2 separate regions of the Homo sapiens genome follow, and region 1 is linked to region 2. A link is a loop called in an ENCODE intact Hi-C map of the cell type or tissue named here. Cell type or tissue: ascending aorta. All regions are shown on one strand. Links, peaks and the distances in the headings refer to the core of each region. The heading gives the core; the rest is flanking DNA.

Region 1 (9,277 bases), core at 2,571-7,570, 660 kb before region 2:
ACATGTGCCATGCTGGTGAGCTGCACCCACTAACTCGTCATCTAGCATTAGGTATATCTCCCAATGCTATCCCTCCCCCCTCCCCCCACCCCACAACAGTCCCCAGAGTGTGATGTTCCCCTTCCTGTGTCCATGTGTTCTCATTGTTCAATTCCCACCTATGGGTGAGAATATGCGGTGTTTGGTTTTTTGCTCTTGCGATAGTTTACTGAGAATGATGATTTCCAGTTTCATCCATGTCCCTACAAAGGACATGAACTCATCCTTTTTTATGGCTGCATAGTATTCCATGGTGTATATGTGCCACATTTTCTTAATCCAGTCTATCATTGTTGGACATTTGGGTTGGTTCCAAGTTTTTGCTATTGCGAATAGTGCTGCAATAAACATACGTGTGCATGTGTCTTTATAGCAGCATGATTTATAGTCCTTTGGGTATATACCCAGTAATGGGATGGCTGGGTCAAATGGTATTTCTAGTTCTAGATACCTGAGGAATCGCCACACTGACTTCCAGAATGGTTGAACTAGTTTACAGTCCCACACCACACCTATTCCAAAATTGACCACATAGTTGGAAGTAAAGCTCTCCTCAGCAAATGTAAAAGAACAGAAATTATAACAAACTATCTCTCAGACCACAGTGCAATCAAACTAGAACTCAGGATTAAGAAACTCACTGAAAACCGCCCAACTACATGGAAACTGAACAACCTGCTCCTGAATGACTACTGGGTACATAACGAAATGAAGGCAGAAATAAAGACGTTCTTTGAAACCAACGAGAACAAAGACACAACATACCAGAATCTCTGGGACACATTCAAAGCGGTGTGTAGAGGGAAATTTATAGCACTAAATGCCCACAACAGAAAGCAGGAAAGATCCAAAATTGACGCCCTAACATCACAATTAAAAGAACTAGAAAAGCAAGAGCAAACACATTCAAAAGCTAGCAGAAGGCAAGAAATAACTAAAATCAGAGCAGAACTGAAGGAAATAGAGACACAAAAAACCCTTCAAAAAGTAATGAATCCAGGAGCTGGTTTTTTGAAAGGATCAACAAAATTGATAGACCGCTAGCAAGACTAATATAGAAAAAAAGAGAGAAGAATCAAATAGACGCAATAAAAAATGATAAAGGGGATATCATCACCGATCCCACAGAAATACAAACTACCATCAGAGAATACTACAAACACCTCTACACAAATAAACTAGAAAATCTAGAAGAAATGGATAAATTCCTCGAACATACACTCTCCCAAGACTAAACCAGGAAGAATTTGAATCTCTGAATAGATCATTTTATAAATTCTATTAAAACAAAGAAGAGCAGGTAGAAAGGATGCGTGATGCCCTATGGGCAAATTATAGTAACACAGTTGCTCGTTCCAAGTACATATGCTCTCAAATCAGAGTGAATTGTAACTAATGAAATGCACTAGTTCAGCACCTAATTTTCTGAAGCATAGACACACCATGTTGAGGCGTATGCAACTGTTATTTTTAATGTGAGGCCAGAGTTATTCCTGACATTTTTACCTTTGTTGGACTTCTTGAAACACCATAGCCTCGTGCCAACCAACATCAAGGATTTTTGACTTCTGGCTCTTCCTCCTTCCAGACGTTCTAGGATTCCAAATCTTAGTTACTTTACACCCTCTAGGAGCACACAGATTTCTGAATAAACAAATGTCTGTATAGAATGAATATGAAATTAATCTATCATACCAGATATAATGGTAATCAATGACCTAATGAAACCTGATCTTTGAAATGGTGTCAATCAACCAGACACTTGAGAGTTGGCCACTCGTTTCTAGCTTGCTAATTGGTAAATAGGTGTTTTTGTTTTTGTTTGAGACGGAGTCGCCCAGGCTGGAGTGCGGTGGCTGGATCTCGGCTCACTGCAAGCTCCGCCTCCTGGATTCACGCCATTCTCCTGCCTCAGCCCCCCAAGTAGCTAGAACTACAGGCTCCTACCACCACGCCCAGCTAATTTTGTTTTTGTATTTTTAGTAGAGATGGGGTTTCACAGTGTTAGCCAGGATGGTCTCCATCTCCTGACCTCGTGATCCGCCCGCCTTGGCCTCCCAAAGTGCTGGGATTACAGGCGTCAGCCACCACAGCCAGCCAAATGTGTGTTTTATACATGTCAGAGAGGGAAGCAATCACAGGGAGTAGCCCTCTCCTTACCTACATTCTGGGAAATGGTGGAAAGCCAGGGGAGGCTTTTGAGGGGAGGCGTGTTGCAATGTGCTCGGGACTTAGCCAAATCTGAGTAGAGAGGCACATTCAGTGAGAGCTCCAACCTGTCAGAAATGGCCATCTGTGTTTGCAAAAGGTTCTTCAGATGCTCGAATAATGAGGGAAGTAACCCATGCATGCTCCACTCACTGGGGTGGGGTTTGTTTATTGTTGTTTCTCAACAACAATAAACCACGTGACAGGTGTGAGGATCCTGCAGCATTTATTTCCGCCTGTAGTTCCTTCCCTTTCTAGTGCCTAGCTCCTCAGCTCTGCAAAACTTCTGGCTGGGAGGATTTTCAAAGCCACAGCCTTTTCCCAGCAGAGAAGTCACTCCATGCTCAGACCATGTTAGAAAACAAAACAGCACTGGCCAGAAGTCACCCAGATAGAAACGGTGCCCCCAGAGAGCCTTGAGGTCACACTAATGAAGTGTCAGCCTTAGAGGATATATATGCATGTTCCTCCTGCCTTCTTCTTTCTAATGAAGCTGGCATCCAGACCTCAAAGCCTCAGGACACGTCCTTCCTATCTTATCTTTATGGCCGTGGTAAAATATACATAACATAAAATTTACCATCTTAACCATTTTTAAGTGCACAGTTCATTGGCATTGAGTTCATTCACTTTGTTGTATCAACCATCATCACCTTTCACCTCCAGAACTTTGCATCTTCCCAAACTGTACTCTGTCTTCATTAAACACTAACTCCCCATGTTCCTCCTCCGCAGCCTCTGGAAGCCACCATTCTACTTTTTGTCTTTATGAATCAGACTATTCTAGGGACCTCATAGAAGTGGACTCATTCAGCATTTGTCCTTTCCCTTCTGGCACACTTCACAGAGCATACTGTCTTCAAGGTTCATCCATGTTATGCCCTGTGTCAGGAAGTCTTCCTTTTCATGGCTGAATAATATTCCATTGCATATAATACATTTGTTTATGCCTTTATCCATTCCTATTTATTTTTGTGTCAACAAGAAAGTCCAAAGAAAACAAAAAAATAAATAAAATGAGATAATTTGATCACACATACATAAGAAGAAAAAAATGGGATTGTTCTGCCCTATTTCATACCATCCTTGAGCATTCATGGAAGAGTAAGTCCCCGGCACTGACTCACACATCTCCATTCCATCTGCCTGTGGCTAATGCCAAGAGCATCATAGTAAAAACAAACAAACAAAAATTACCTTTTGTTTCCTGATACTCTGGGAATTAAATAACACATGAAAGTCTGTTCTCCACTAATAGGTGAGTGCAGAACAGCCCATCAGCTCCAGCTTTCCCTGTGATGGCTGTCTGAGAAGTGGTAATTGATTAGAGACTTGATAGGGAAGAAGAGACAGAGCTTTAAATCATGGGGCTTTTCTTAGGACAAATGTACCTTAATAGAGACTTTTGGCAGTGGAGCAAAAGGACATGGGTTACCTCCAGGACTGAGGTCCCCACAGGAAGGCAGAAAATGAAGGTGATAGAGAAACTCAGTGAAGGGCTGGGTGCAGTGCCTCACTCCTGTAATCCCAGCACTTTGGGAGGCCGAGGCAGGAGGATCACTTAAGCCCAGGAGTTCCAAACCAACCTGGGCAACATGGCGAAACCCCGTCTCTACTAAAAAAATATAAAAATTAGCCGGGCATGGTGGTGCATGCCTGTAGTCCCAGCTACTCGGGAGGCTGAGGTGGGAGAATCACCTGAGCCCAGGAAGTTGAGGCTGCAGTGAGCTATGATCACACCACTGCACTCCAGCCTGGGCAATAGGGCGAGACCCTGTCTCAAAAAAAAAAAAAGAAACTAAATGATCTCTGAGGAGCATGCGGGGAGAAGGGATGTGGACTAAAGGGTGTGCTCCACTTCTTGCTCTGGAACTTTGAAAGATGAGCAGGCCTGGCACTTGAGGCACAAACGAATTTTCACCCAGAAAATCTAAGAATCCATAAGGAAATAGAGCAACCCAGTTCACTAAGTTTTAAAAAAATGCATATCACAATAAAATATAAATATATTGGATGTATCTATAACGGATTCAATTATCAACTCATACACATAATTTTCTTATCTGTAAGGTAGGAAGAGTTGATAGATTTAAAATCTTTGGAATTGTAGGGATGCATTTGAGAATTTCATGCCAAGCTCCTGCTCTTGCAAAGACCCTCCTTCAGGTCTTCACACAGCCAGTCCCTTCCTGAGGCTCAGCTTCAGCTTCAAGGTCGCCCCTCAGAGGGCACCTCATGGCCGGCCCAGGATCTCTACCCCCCTCCCCCGCACCACCCGCATTCTGTTATATGCAATACAGTGTCCTGATCATTTCCTGATATTTTCTTGTATATTTGGTTATTTATCTAACTTCTCCCCCCAGAATATGAGCCTCATGAGCTCAAGGAGCTTCAAAGGAGCCTGCCCACCTTTATCACTTACCCCCCAGCACATGGAACAATGCACTCAGTAGGCACTCAGTGAATATTGAACAGTTAAGGAATTTTCCTGAAGGGCCGCGTATCCAAAGCAGATGGATGATTTCTTGATTTCTTTCTTTCTTTTTTTTTTCCTTTCTTTGAGGCAGTCTCACTCTGTCGCCAAGCTGGAGTGCAGTGGTGCAATCTCACCTCACTGCAACCTCTGCTTCCTGGGTTCAAGCGATTCTCCTGCCTCAGCCTCCCAAGTAGCTGGGACTACAGGCATGCGCCACCACCCCCAGCTAATTTTTGTATTTTTAGTAGAGACGGGGTTTCACCATGTTGGCCAGGATGGTCTCGATCTCTTGACCTCATGATCCACCCTCCTCGGCCTCCCAAAGTGCTAGGATTGTAGGAGTGAGCCACCGCGCCAGGCCCAGACGGGTGATTTCTTCAGTGACTTCCTTGGCAATGCTTTCTGTAACGAGGCGGAGTGTGCAGTGGACTTGAGTGTCAGTCTCCATGTACTGCCTCTCAGCAATGCCCACATCCTTCTGAACATGCTCTGTGATAAGCCACGGAATTGTTCTCAGTATTTCTCTCCTTCAAAGTGCGAGGCGAAGCTTTCCCAGTAGAGGGCGCTGGAGGGACACGCAGGAGAACAAGGCCGTCTGTTACTTCCAGCCGGACATAGGTGTGAGGACCACAGTGGCTCTGATATCTCAGCCTGGTGACATCCTGGCCTCAGCCCTCTCGACAGGGAAACCAAGCACCTGCGCAGCCCCCTGTGCTCTGCAGGGCCACAAGCCCCCCAACACCGCAGGGCCTGTGCTCATGAAGGTGCCCCGGTGGCTCCAGACCCGCCTTGTCGTGGCCAAGCCGGGGCACCTCCTGCCTCCCCTGGCTGACCACACCCTCTCCAGAAGGTCTGGAGACATTCCCAGCCCCTCCTTCCTTGGGCATCTCCCTGAGCCCTAGGACAGTGGTCCCCAGCCTTTTTGGCACCAAGGACCAATTTTGTGGAAGGCAATTTTTCCACAGACCCAGGGTTGGGGAGATGGTTTCAGGATGGTTCAAGCACCTTACGTTTATTGTGCACTTTATTTTTATTAAATAAAAATACATTGTAATATATAATGAAATATTTATTGTAATTGTAATATACGTTGTAATATAAAATGAAATAGTTATACAACTCACCATCATATAGAACCAGTGGGAGCCCTGAGCTTGTTTTCCTGCAAGTAGATGGTCCCATCTGGGGGAGATGGGAGACAGTAACAGATCATCAGGCATTAGATTCTCGTAAGGAGCGTGCAACCTAGATCCCTCGCATGCCCAGGTCACAATAGGGTTCTCACTCCTGTGAGATTTTAATGCCGCTGATCTGACAGGAAGTGGAGCTCTGGCAGTAATGCGAATGATGGGGAGCGGCTGTGAATACAGATGAAGCTTCGCTTGCTCACCTGCAGCTCACCTGCCGCTGTGCAGCCCAGTTCCTAACAGGCCACAGACTGATGCTGGTCCATGGCCAGGGGGTTGGGGACCACTGCCCTAGGGTACCCTATTGCATTTCCTTATGTCTTGTAGTTATTCTTTTATTGTGGTTAGTAGTTCTTTATATGAAACTTCCCCTGTTTTACCGACCCTTTGACCTCTCTCTCCTCACTGAGTTCTAACTGCTGCAACACGACCACTGTCTCCTTCTAACCACTGCAGCCCTGCCCTGAAGCATGTCAGCTGGAGAGAGAAAATTAGGGGACTGGTTTTCAGGACAAACGTTAATCAGCTAAACTTGCCAGTGTCTCTTTCTGTAAAATATGGTGGGGAAGGTGAAGATAACCTGCATGTAAAGATGAACTAGCAGCACTAGTTGCCAACCCTTATGGAGGGATGACCACCTACCAGACCCTCTTCTAAGCACCTCACCATATTAACTAATTTAATCCATGAAACAGTTAAGCCAAGTAGGTTACTAGTCTCAGCTCCGTCTTACAGATGATGAAACGAAGATGCAGAGAGATTGTGTAGTAAGGCCAAGGCCACCCAGACTACAGCAGAACTCGGACTGGAACCCAAGCTGGCTGAGTCAAGAACCCAAGCTCTTTATCCTTCACATAACAATTTAAACAAGTGCACACAAAACTGGAGACACCTTCTTTTAAAACTACCTTAAAATTAAGAGATATGCGTTAAACACATCAACCTGATTGCCAACGGAAAAGGGGAGAATGGGAGTGGGAGATGAGGGCAAAAAGAAATGACAAATTAATGAACGAATAAACAAAAATAAGAATGGGGACTTGCAAACGTGTGCATAGCTGTGATGCAGGGAGTGACGAGTGCAGCTAAGCCAGCCTCTGTGTGGGGCAGGTGGACAGGTGCATGGGGTTCCTAATGGCAGTGACAATGACAGTGTCCTCTGCATCAGAAGGACACAGGGACACAAAACCCCGATCAGATGTGGCAGGAAGGATTCTGGCCCTGATGAAGAGTCACTGAACCTGCTTGAGAACAACTCTCTGCTGGCTCCGTAGATTTACAAAAACAGAACTGCAAGAAGGTAAGCTCTATAAGGGCAGGGCATTTTGTTCAGTGTCTAGAACACAGCCTCAGATGCTCAATTTTTGCTGAATAAATGTGCAAATGGATGGACTAGGGGTCAGTGTCTCCCTGGGAGGTCACAGGCTACGTGAAAAAGCTGAGAGCTTGTAGCCAGGAGCATTCTCTAAACCCAGAGTGGAGGCAGAGGTCGAAATGGATGAAGGCAAAATACAATCCAGCCAACCGTCTACAGCAAGTCTCCTGCTTTTTTTCCGATTTAGAATGTAAAACTTTTAAAGAGCACATGTATTATCAATCATATTTTTACATTAAATCTGGGGATAAGCCCCCATTGGGTGTCCAAATAAGCTCTTTCCCACTTATCTTTTTACCCCTTGGAGGGGGCAGGGTACCTGAATTTTAATACTAAATTAAAGCAAGGAACTGATTTTAAATGTTAACAAGAAATTAGCATAAATCAAGCAAAGATGTTATCTTAGAAATAGTTCTGTTTGCTTTTCACTCTAGTCAGAAATAGGTCTTAGAACCTGCCCGGCATCTGGTTGCTAGAGCAAGCACTAAATTGATATGTGCCCCCACAAGGATGCCCTTAATAAAATTTTTAGAGAGACATTTAAAAGTTGAGCACACAGGAGTACTAAAATTGCCATCCACAATCCAAGCACATGACACGTTTTCTAAAGCTAGTGCTTCTTCTAGCACTAATTTTGTCTGTGTGACTTAACCAAGAAAAACTCCACACTCTCCCTTCTTTCTCTCCTATTTTCAGTTACGCCAGAAAAGATCAACTTGCAGCATGCCAGAAGGTCTTCCCTAGCTTTTCCAAGCAGCAGTTTGAATCTTATATAGAACATTCCATAACCACGGAACATTTGGTTCGCGACGCCAATTTCTTGAGGATGAGGAGAAACACAACTGCCTCTGCCAAGGTACCACCCTCTAGAGTCAGTAAGCCAATACTTACCACTTCATTTTAAAACCCATGCAGTGCTCACAGATGTGATTATATAATTACGATCAAATGGCAACCTGTGTGTGAGTCCTGAATCACTTGTCCTGGAATGGATAGGGCTATTTATAATCACAGCGAGGCTGGGGAACAGAGTAACTGCGGACAAAGGCAACTAATTTCTAGCCCAGAGGCTGAGGCCGAAAGGAAGCCTCATGATGGGGCGGCTGCCAGTTGTGAGCAGAACAGTTCACACCGGCCAGTGGCCACCGGTGAGTGACCTCGCAGAGCTGCAGCTTGAGAGCAATGGACAAGCCTTCCCAGGGAATTGTGAGGGAGCGGCTCTTAGCAATAAACCACCAGCTAGCCCTGGCACAGAGAGGTGAGGCTGAAAAGAGCCCTAAGGCATCTTTTCTTGTATTCACTTGCTGGGTTCAGTATTTTGGCTCCTTACAAAAGCACAGATTCCAAACGAGGAGTTTTGGAGGGGGCAGAGGCTCAGTGATAGGAATAAAATAGTTATTTTCATATTCACAGAGCTGAGTTTTATTTCCAAGGAGGGAAAATTGGGAACTAAAGCAGGCAAGCAGTTTATTCCCCAGAAGGATTACTGCAAGGACTTACCTGCATTCAGTGGCCAGTTGAGCACGCGGGCCAAGCTGGGCTACAGTAAAGCAACGTCAGCAGAGGCGTCTATCATATAGAATGCATTGGACAATGGTTTCCATTACAATTAACAGAGTTAATTACTCTAGAATTTCTGCTTTAAAGATCTCTGACTTTCGGCCAGGCGTGGTGGCTCACACCTGTAATCCCAGCACTTTGGGAGGCCGAGGCGGACTGATCACCTGAGGTCGAGAGTTTGAGACCAGCCTGACTAACATGGAGAAACCCCGTCTCTACAAAAATACAAAATTAGCCAGGTGTGGTGGTGCATGCCTGTAATCCCAGCTACTCAGAAGGCTAAGGCAGGAGAATTGCTTGAACCCAGGAGGCGGAGGTTGCAGTAAGCCGAGATCACGCCATTGCACTCCAGCCTGGGTAAGAAGAGCAAAACTCCGTCTCAAAAAAAAAAATCTCTGACTTTCTGACTCCACGGAATGGAGCTAATATTTG
Region 2 (9,277 bases), core at 2,613-7,612:
GGATGAATGGATAAACAAAATGCAGTCTCTGCATGCTGCGAAAATTCACTGGATCCCTAAAGGAAGTTCTGATACATGCTGTATTGTGGATGAACCTTAAATAGGTTCATATGTATTATACAGTTGTATGATACATTTCTATCAAATATTGTATATGGATGTTAGGTATATATACATTCGTACGGTCCATTTATATCAAATATTCAGAACAGGCAAATCCACAGAGGCAGCAAGTAGATGGGTGGTTCCAGGAGCTGAGGGACAGAGGGAATAGGGAGTTAATGGGTAGGAGTGTCCTTTCCGATAATGACAATGTTTTTGAATTGGATGGTGGTGATGATGGTTGCACATCATTGTGAATGCACTGCACTAAACGAATTGTACATTTTTATTTTTTAATTTTTTTTAGAGGTGGAGATCTTGTTATGTTGCCTAGGCTGGCCTTGAACTCTTGGGCTCGAGCAACCCTCCTTGCCTCAGCTTCCCACGTAGCTACGGGTGCACATCATCCTACGCAGTTGAACTGTACATTTTTAGATGGTTAGTTTTATGTGATGTGAATTTTATCTCAACTTTAAAACAAAGTTATATCTTAACAACTTAGTAGCTTTTTAAAAATGATATGCATAAATTAAAAGAAAAAAATTTGTATCTCATTCTTAACAATCGTTACATACTTATGGGATGGTTTCCCCTGTCCGACACTATACAACTTCTCAAACCTGGAAATGTCCTGTGCTGCGCTAATTTTCACTTACTGCTTTTAGTCACAGCAACCTCCAAAAACCCAACTTTGCAAAGATATGGCATCGTCAGAAGAAATGGGGTGCAATCTAATGTTGACAGTGTAAGTAGTCCGGAGTGAGCAGCTCACGTGGTTTCTCAGAGACTTTGCGGGTTCCTCCCAAACTTTAAAATATCCTGGTGCACCTGCAGGAGTTCCCTGTGCTGCCCCACAGTGCCACAGCACCCAGTCTGAGAACTGTAATAATACATATATGCTGGATTAAATATTATAAAGTTAATTCTTAAATACATCCTTAAGATGTCCATCCATTGCTTCTTTTCCCTCTCTCTTTTTGTTTTGTAATCAACCTTACCTTTCAAATAATTTTGTAAATATGGGCCAATTCCTTCCTTAAAACACCCACTTCTGGAAGAAATATTACACGCCCTGGAGAATTTCTTTGCACTTACTGACTCCCTCTCTCAACACAGGTGGATGAGAGTGGGACACCTGCCAGTTGTTTGCATCAGCAGACACTCAGAGTCCATGGAAAAAATGAGCCTAGAGGTTTTTAAACCACAACACAAGCAAAAGGCACCTGGTCCCGTTCCTCTTAAGACAGAAGAAAGAGGCGTAAAACCAGCTCCAGGTGCCACCCTTAAGAAATGTTACAGTGCCGGATGGGAAGAGTAAACCCTGAACATCTCTTCTTAATACTTTACAGACTTCAAGTGTATTTTATGGTGACAAAGCATATTGAAGACAAATGAAACTCTACAACCCTGAAAACCAGCCTGAATTATTTTGAGAGACAGACAGTGGCTGCAAGGAGAAGCGTCGGGATTTTCTGGGCTGGCCATCTCCAGTGTCACTGACCCCGGTCTACCCCTGCATGTTTGTTTACGGGAAAGGAGTTGAGGAGGAGGATGTATGGCTGAGAGCCTGAAAATAATCCAGGGCAGGTGGAGCGAGGAGAGGACTTTACTCCTCACACTCATGTAGGCATCCTGAAAAGCCACTTTTCTTTCCAAGGTGGGCACGGGCCTTGAGCTTGGAGTGGAGCCAGTTAAAGTTGTCCGCTCTGGGTCGTCAGATGGAGATCTTATCTTGGGTCATGAATTGTGGTTTTAGGAGAAAGGCAGAAGCTAAACCCATCTTCTGTCTGGTGGGGAGGCCCAGCAAAGGGCTCAGAAACACAGCCACAGGCCTCTTGCAGCAGCTGGATGCACATTTCAGGAGGTTGCCTGAAAGCAGAATTGACTTCAGAGAGTAGGGCAGCAGAGCCCAGCCACAGAGTGGTCCCAGGAGCCAGGAAGTGCCACACAGCCCCTCGCTTATTTTTACTCAGTATGCCACAGAAGTCCTGACCTGTTAAAAGTGCCCTTTAAGAATGGCTGGCCCACCCTCTCTCAGAGGGTTCATGCTGGGGAGAGGGTTCCTGCATGCCCGCTAAGCTCCAAATGACAACCCAGGTGTAGAAAGGGCTTAGACTTTAGGGTTCAAACCCATCCTAGAGTCCGGTCCAAGGCCAGTTACAGCCAATGGGCAGTGGTAGGTGCAGCCCAGCCCATTAGCTCATTCTTGAGCCTCAGAGGGACAGAGCAGCACTAATGGGTGCACAAATGGCTAGAATGTTCACCAACTCCTCGAGAGTGGCATTGGACATTTGGGCAAGGGTCTTATGGAGGCTGAGAGTTGACTGTGGGCTCATCACAGCTATTTTGAGGGTCTTGACAGCCCAACTAGCAAACAATTCTGCAGGGATGAGAGGTCAGGGCAAAGGGAAATGGCATTGTCAAGTGGACAGCCAAAAAGTCCAGGATGCCCCCAGGTCCTGGGGAACGGCGGGGGAGGAACTCAGGGACTGGATTACCCACAGGACCTGGTGAGACCCACAGCCACGGGCTGACTTGTGTCCACTCAGAAGCGTATGTTAAAATCCTAACCCCCAGTACTTTGGAATGTGACCTTATTTGGAAATAGAGACTTTGAAGATGATCAAGTTAAGATGAAGTCATGGGGCCGAGAGCGGTGGCTCACGCCCGTAATCGCAGCACTTCGGGAGGCTGAGGCGGGCAGATCACGAGGTCAGGAGATCGAGATCATACTGGCTAACACGGTGAAACCCCTTCTCTACTAAAAATACAAAAAAAAAAAAATTAGCCGGGCATGGTGGCGGGCACCTGTAGTCCCAGCTACTCAGGAGGCTGAGGCAGGAGAATGGCATGAACCCTGGAGGTGGAGCTTGCAGTGAGCCGAGATCGTGCCACTGCACTCCAGCCTGGGAGACAGAGCGAGACTCCATCTCAAATAAATAAATAAATAAATAAAGATGAAGTCATTAGGGTAGACCCTAAAGCAACAGAGCTAGTGTCCTTGTAAAGAGGGGAAGTCTGGACACAGACACACACCTGCACTAAGGGAAGTGGGTGGGAAACACTGGGAAGATGCCACATGACTGCAGTGACGCAGCTGCACGCCAAGTGATGCCTGGGGCACTGGAAGCCGGGGAGGGTTCCTGCCTGGCCCCTAAGCTCCAAATGACAACCCAGGCATAGGAAGGGCCTACACTTTGGGGTTCAAACCTATCCTGGAGTCTGGTCCGGGGCCAGTTACAGCTAATGGGCAGTGCTGGGTGCAGCCCAGCCCGTAAGCTCATTCTTGAGCCCCAGAGGGACAGAGCAGCTCTAATGGGTGCAAAAATGGCTGGAATATTTCACCAACTCCTTGGGTGGGTGGGTGGGGGGGGGGCATTGGACATTTTGGGCAAGGGTCTTCTTGAGGCTGAGAGAGGCCAGGAAGGAGCTTCCCCTGGAGTTGTCTGGGAGTGGGACCCTGCTGACACCGACCTCAACTTTTGACTTCTGGCCTCTAGAGCTGTGAGAGACTAAACACCTGTGGTTTTAAGCCACCTGGTTTGTGTCACTTTGCTGTGGCAGCCACTAGAAACTAATACACCCAACTAGATACGTATCTTTGTCACAGTTACAGGAATCTTTATTTTATCCAAAAGCAAAAGACACTGAACTTTTGTGTACATTCCAGGCCTGCTGATTGTAGCTGGTCTATAAGCTCGTGTCGGAGTCTATGGTGGTTGATTTTTGTGTCCCTTTGACTGAGCCACGAGGTATTTGATCAAACATTATTCCAGGTGTTTCTGTGAGGCTGCTTTTGGATGAGATTAACATGTAAATCAATAGAGTCAAGCAAATCGTTCTCCCCAATGCAGATGGGTTTCGTCCATGCAGCTAGAGGCCTGAAAAGAAGGAAAAGCTGATCATCCTCGTGTAAGAGAGAATCTCTCCTACCCAACGGCCTTCCAGCTGGGATACTGGCTTTTTCTTGCCTTTAGACTTGAACTGAACAATTGGCTCTTCCTGGCCTCAGGCTTTGGGACTCAGAAGCACACATTGACTGTCCTGGGGCTCCAGCTTATGGACTACCCTGCAGAAAGACTGTGGGACTCGTCAGCCATCATCATCCTGTGAGCCAGTTTTACACAGACACACACACACACAGTCGCACTCTCATGCTCACACATACACACTCACACACAATCACACACTTGCACACACACAGACACTCTTACACACTCATTCACACACTCACATGTGCACACACACAGTCTCTCACACACATCACACACACACACACACACACACACACACACACACACTATTGGTTCTGTTTCTCTGTATAACCCTGATGAATTCAGGATCTTAAAGGTTACCTATTTCATTGTAATGCTGTTTTCTAGCACCAGGCTAGTCCTTTTGTCGGCAGAACTGGTAGGCTCACTTTTTTTTTTTTCAGACTGTTTTGTGTTTTATTTTCTTCCATTTACAAAAAAGCATTTCTAAGCCAGGGCAGTGAAGCCTGACGCTACCGTTCACGGTCAGTGAAATGAGCATTCGAGGATGGGACTCAGCCTGTCTGGACAGGTCCCCAGACAAAAAACACAGAGAATCAAGAACGCAGGCGCTCCCTGTCGGACGCCAGGCCGGGCCCTGTGACAAGGATCTCAGCGCTGGCGGTGGGGCTGCCCTGCGGGTTCGAGGCCTGGCTCTTCCTGCCCCACTGCCTGGTGTGTAGCCCAGGGGCCGGGCCGCCTGCGCCCCCCGCCGGGGGGCACGCCCGGCCCAGGGTTGGGGGTGTCCGGCTTGCCCCCAGGGGGCCAGCGGGGCCTCTGTTATCTCGCTCCAGAACCGACATCGCCAGCCAAGACCTTCCTCGTGGAGCCCTCGGTCTGGCCAAGGACGCTCCTTGGAGTCTGCTTAGACGCACAGCGGGCTCAGCTTTGCCAAATTCTCCAAGGAGACTTTCCATGAGGCGCCTCCTGCCATCTGTGGGCGGCGTTGGGAACTGCGGCCACCGCTGCTTGGGAATCAGGACGTCCCAGCTCCCAACCGGCGGTCATTCATTCCCTCAACACACACTCTGGGCCGCCCGCCTGGCTCCAGGCAGGCCCTCCGGGGACTCGGGAAATAGGAGTTGTTAAACATTTCTGAAACATTCCTCTTCCATTTATTCTGTGATTTTCTTCAGAAACACAAGGCGTGCACGAGTCAGCTTATCAGCTTATCCTTCACCCACACGTAGGCTCTTCTTTCCAATCAATTTTATCTTTGTTTTTTTCTAAGAAAATTTTAGGGATTTTACTTGTTTTTGTTTTGTTTTTGGGTTTTTTTGTGTGTTTTGTTGTTGTTATTTTGTTTTTTTTTTTTTTTGGTGGGGGGTTGGCTTGGTTTGGTTTTTGCTTCATTTTTTAATTTTAGGGATTTTTAAAAAGCCAGCATTCCTTAATCTTCTGATTGTTGTGTGACTGTTGTATAATATTGAGAAATACATTCCTGTCATCCACAACTAACAACCATTAATAATGTGTCGTATTGTTTACTTTTTTGTTTTTAACTAAATTTTGCTTTGGGGAAGTATCCATGACGATACAATATAGCTGTGAGATATTTCCTGTACCTGCTACGTAACACCCCTTCATGTAAAACGCAGAGCATTTGGTTTATCCACATCCCCCCGCCCCCCGCCCATGCATATTAGTGGTTTCCAGTGCTAAAGGGACAGCGCCCCCCACGTGCATTTCTCCAGGTACTGAGGCAGGAGAATAGGGGCTGGAGGCAGGGGACCAAAGGCTGTTTCACTCAGACTTCCTACAACTAAATTGAAAGGAAAACCCTAACTTTCCACTCCTAAGTAACAAAAGGACCAGAGGCTATTCCCTTTCTAAACCCCCCCACCTTTTCCTCGAGGCAAATGGGAAATTGGCTGTCCGCAACCAATCAGACTGATTGTGGGTGGAGTCTTCGTTTGCACCTCTGTACCTTCGCTCCAGTCTCTGAACGGTTGCTGTCCACAACGAATCAGACTGATTGCGGGCTCAGCCTTCGTTTGCATAGAAGTATAACTTTGTAACTTCACCCTAGCCTCTGACTGGTTGCTTTTGGCACCTTCATTTACATGAGGTGAGCATGATGTGGCCAATTGGAAACTTCTAGGGGATATTTGGACCCAAGAAGATCCTGTATCCAGGCCCTTGAGCCGCTGCTCGGGTCCGCTCCCATACTGTGGAGTGTACTTTGGTTTTCAATAAATTCCTGCTTTCGTTCTTTTGCTGCTTCATTCTTTCTTTGCTTTGTTGGGCGTTTTGTCCAATTCTTTGTTCAAAATGCCAAGAACCTGGACAAGTTGCAGTTATGACCCTCGACCGGTGATAGTAGCACTCGCTCCTAACAGCTTGGCTGCAGTAAGCCTAGGCTTCCAGGGAGAGCCTCTGCACCTGCTGCTGTGCTGCTTGAGTTCTCTCAGACAAGGAAGCATGAAAAGGGCTGCCTTTTTCAAACAGCAGGGGAAGGAAAACACAGTGATAACAAATCCAAATATTATTTCAATTGAGATCTTATCATATACATCATATACACAGCCATTTAAAAAGTGAAAACAAATATAATAAAATCAAATTATATTCAATAAAAAAAGCAAGGCGCAGGCATTTACATAATGAGACCCACTTCTCTTAATGTATTATATAGTCTGTAAAAGCAAAAGATGTGAAGCACCCCAAATCCCCATGGATGGGCGATGGTTGAATTATTATCACTCATCCATAGGAAAGACTGCCGTGCAATTGTGAAAATGGGAGGAGGACTGTGTCTACACGTGCCTCTGGAGTGATTGCACAGACCACTCTGAACAGAGCAAGGTGGAGGAAATCTTCCATTTTTCCAGTACAGGCAGGAAATAGGGACCCATCCCTCTGTCTATCTATTTACTATCTTTATTCCCATCCATCTATTATCTATCTATGTTTCTACCATTCATCATCTATGTACTACCTAACTACTTGCCTACCTGTTCTCTATCATCTATCTACCATCAATCAATCTATCTCTCCCTATCTGCTTCCATTCTAAAAATAAACAGTGTGAGCACAGTCCACAGGGAGGGGGCTGGAAGTCTCTGGGGGAAGACACAAGTCCTTGTTGCACATGCCCTGTTTTCTAGATTTGACTATGAAACCATGCAAATATTTTACATCCTTATAAAACACAATTAACTTTAAAAAGCAATGTCTAAATACCAAAAATAAAATAAGACAAATGAACCAAATGTGTATCCATTTGGTAGCCTGACTAACCAGAGGGGAGCTATTCCAATTGACTTTAAAACGTAGGAATTTAAAAGTAACTACTAGTGGAAAATGCACTAAGGGCAAAAAGAACAGAGAAAGAAAGGAAAGGAAGAAAGGAAGGAAAGGAAGAAAGAAAGAAAGGAGGGAGGGAGGGAGAGAGAGAAAGAGAGAGAAAGAGAAAGAAAGCAAGAGAGGGAGGGAGAAAGAAAGAGAGAGGAGAGGAGGAAAGAAAGAAAGGAAGGAAGGAGGGGAGGGAGGAGAGGGAGGAAAGGAAGGAAGGAAGGAAGGAAGGAAGGAAGGGAGGGAGGGAGGGAGGGAGGGAAGGAGGGAGGGAGGCATCTTAACCCCTTTCCCACAATCACACTATTGGCTGAGTGTTGATGTTATCCTGAGACTGCCCTGTGTGTGTTGAAGCATAAAGGAAATGTGATATAGAAACTCTATCATTAGCTCTATGGTAAAGAACTGAGATTTTTGGCATGAGAAAATAAAAGTTAAGAAGCTGTAATTTAAAAGAAAAATATTGGCCAGACACAGTGCCTCATGCCTGTAATCCCAGCACTCTGGAAAGTGGGAGGATCACTCAAGCCCAGGAGTTCAAGACTAACCTGGGCAACAGAGTGAGACCCCGTCTCCCCCCAAAATAAACAAAATTAGCGAACATGGTGGCATGCACTTGTGATCCTGGATATTTTGGAGGCTGAGGTGGGAGGATTGCTCGAGCCCAGGAGTTTGAGGCTGCAGTCAGCCATGATCACAACACTGCACTCCAGCCTGGGCAACAAAGTGAAACCTTGTCTCAAAAAAATAAAAAATCATAAAAGACAAGGAAAATATCAGCACGAAATAATAATTAAAATCAATAAAAATGGATAATGCAAGCATTCTATTAATTAGGCTCATTATCATAATGTAAATACATATTTGGGGAACTTGTTCCTCCAAACAGCAATGCTCTCTCTTCCTCCTCTACACTTTATGCCAACTAATTTTACATAAATGGGAAACTGTCATTTCTACCAAAGCGAGCTGCACTGTGTTTCTTGGGGTGAACCTTTAGGGAGACAGCCATTGTGAGAATGAAAGGGGAAATATATTATTGAAAGTTTACTTACAGTTTTTAAAAATGCCTATTTCCTCCCTGTTTTCTCCCACCCTCCAAGTTTATTAGTTACCTCTATCCACTAGCAATGGACAGATTTTCATGATTTAATTATTTTTACTATCAATTTTAAAAGTCAGCAAAACATATTTACTTTTTAACAATATATCATTTTAAAAGGGTACAGAGTTGCAGTTACATAGGACGACTAAGTCTAGAGGTCCAGTGCAGAGCCTGAGGACTGTACTTAACAATTCTGTGCTGTACCCCGGAAATTTACCAAGAGAGATTTCAGGTGCTGTCACCACACAAACACACAAAACGCAACCGTGGGGAGGTGGACATGTTCATATGCTTGACCGTAGTAACTTTGCTGTGAGTATCTCTATCAACACATCATGTTACACAATGTAAATATATGCCTTTTTTTTTTTTTTTTTTTTTTTTGAGATGGAGTCTTGCCCTTGTCGCCCAGGCTGGAGTGCAATGGCATGATCTCCGCTCACTGCAACCTCCGCCTCCCAGGTTCAAGCAATTCTCCTGCCTCAGCCTCCCACATAGCTGGGATTACAGGCGCCTGCCACCACGACCAGCTAATTTTTGTATTTTTAGTAGAGACAGGGTTTCACCATGTTGGCCAGGCTGGTCTCGAACTCCTGACCTGGTGATCTGCCCACCTCGGCCTCACAAAGTGCTGGGATTACAGGCGTGAGCCACCATGCCTGGCCACCATTTTTATTTTTAAAATGATAAAACAAAACACATTGCTGAACCAAGAAAAGAATTGAGATGATCGTGCAAATAA

The links. Peaks named below come from ENCODE experiments on the same cell type or tissue, not always from the same donor. Only the 100,000 strongest peaks of a DNase experiment are listed, where the experiment ranks them.
Region 1: a loop joins it to region 2, with 5 times the contacts of the local background. A loop is called at or near these places in 4 of 110 quality-filtered maps.

The regions. Positions count from the first base shown.
Region 1 is chr21:41,116,713-41,125,989 of GRCh38, forward strand. No RefSeq gene overlaps it. Among named protein-coding and RNA genes, the nearest start is that of LINC00323, 27 kb to the right of the region's middle. In ascending aorta, for the core only: a CTCF peak has its summit at 5,278 (motif pointing right); a DNase peak (open chromatin) is centred at 5,279; H3K27ac peaks cover 381 bases.
Region 2 is chr21:41,773,349-41,782,625 of GRCh38, forward strand. It overlaps LOC102724800 (a long non-coding RNA gene), which reads left to right. Exons shown (of 5, transcript XR_937745.3): 4 at 768-847; 5 at 1,219-1,516. Among named protein-coding and RNA genes, the nearest start is that of RIPK4, 11 kb to the left of the region's middle. In ascending aorta, for the core only: a CTCF peak has its summit at 5,089; a DNase peak (open chromatin) is centred at 5,043; H3K4me3 peaks cover 446 bases; H3K27ac peaks cover 760 bases.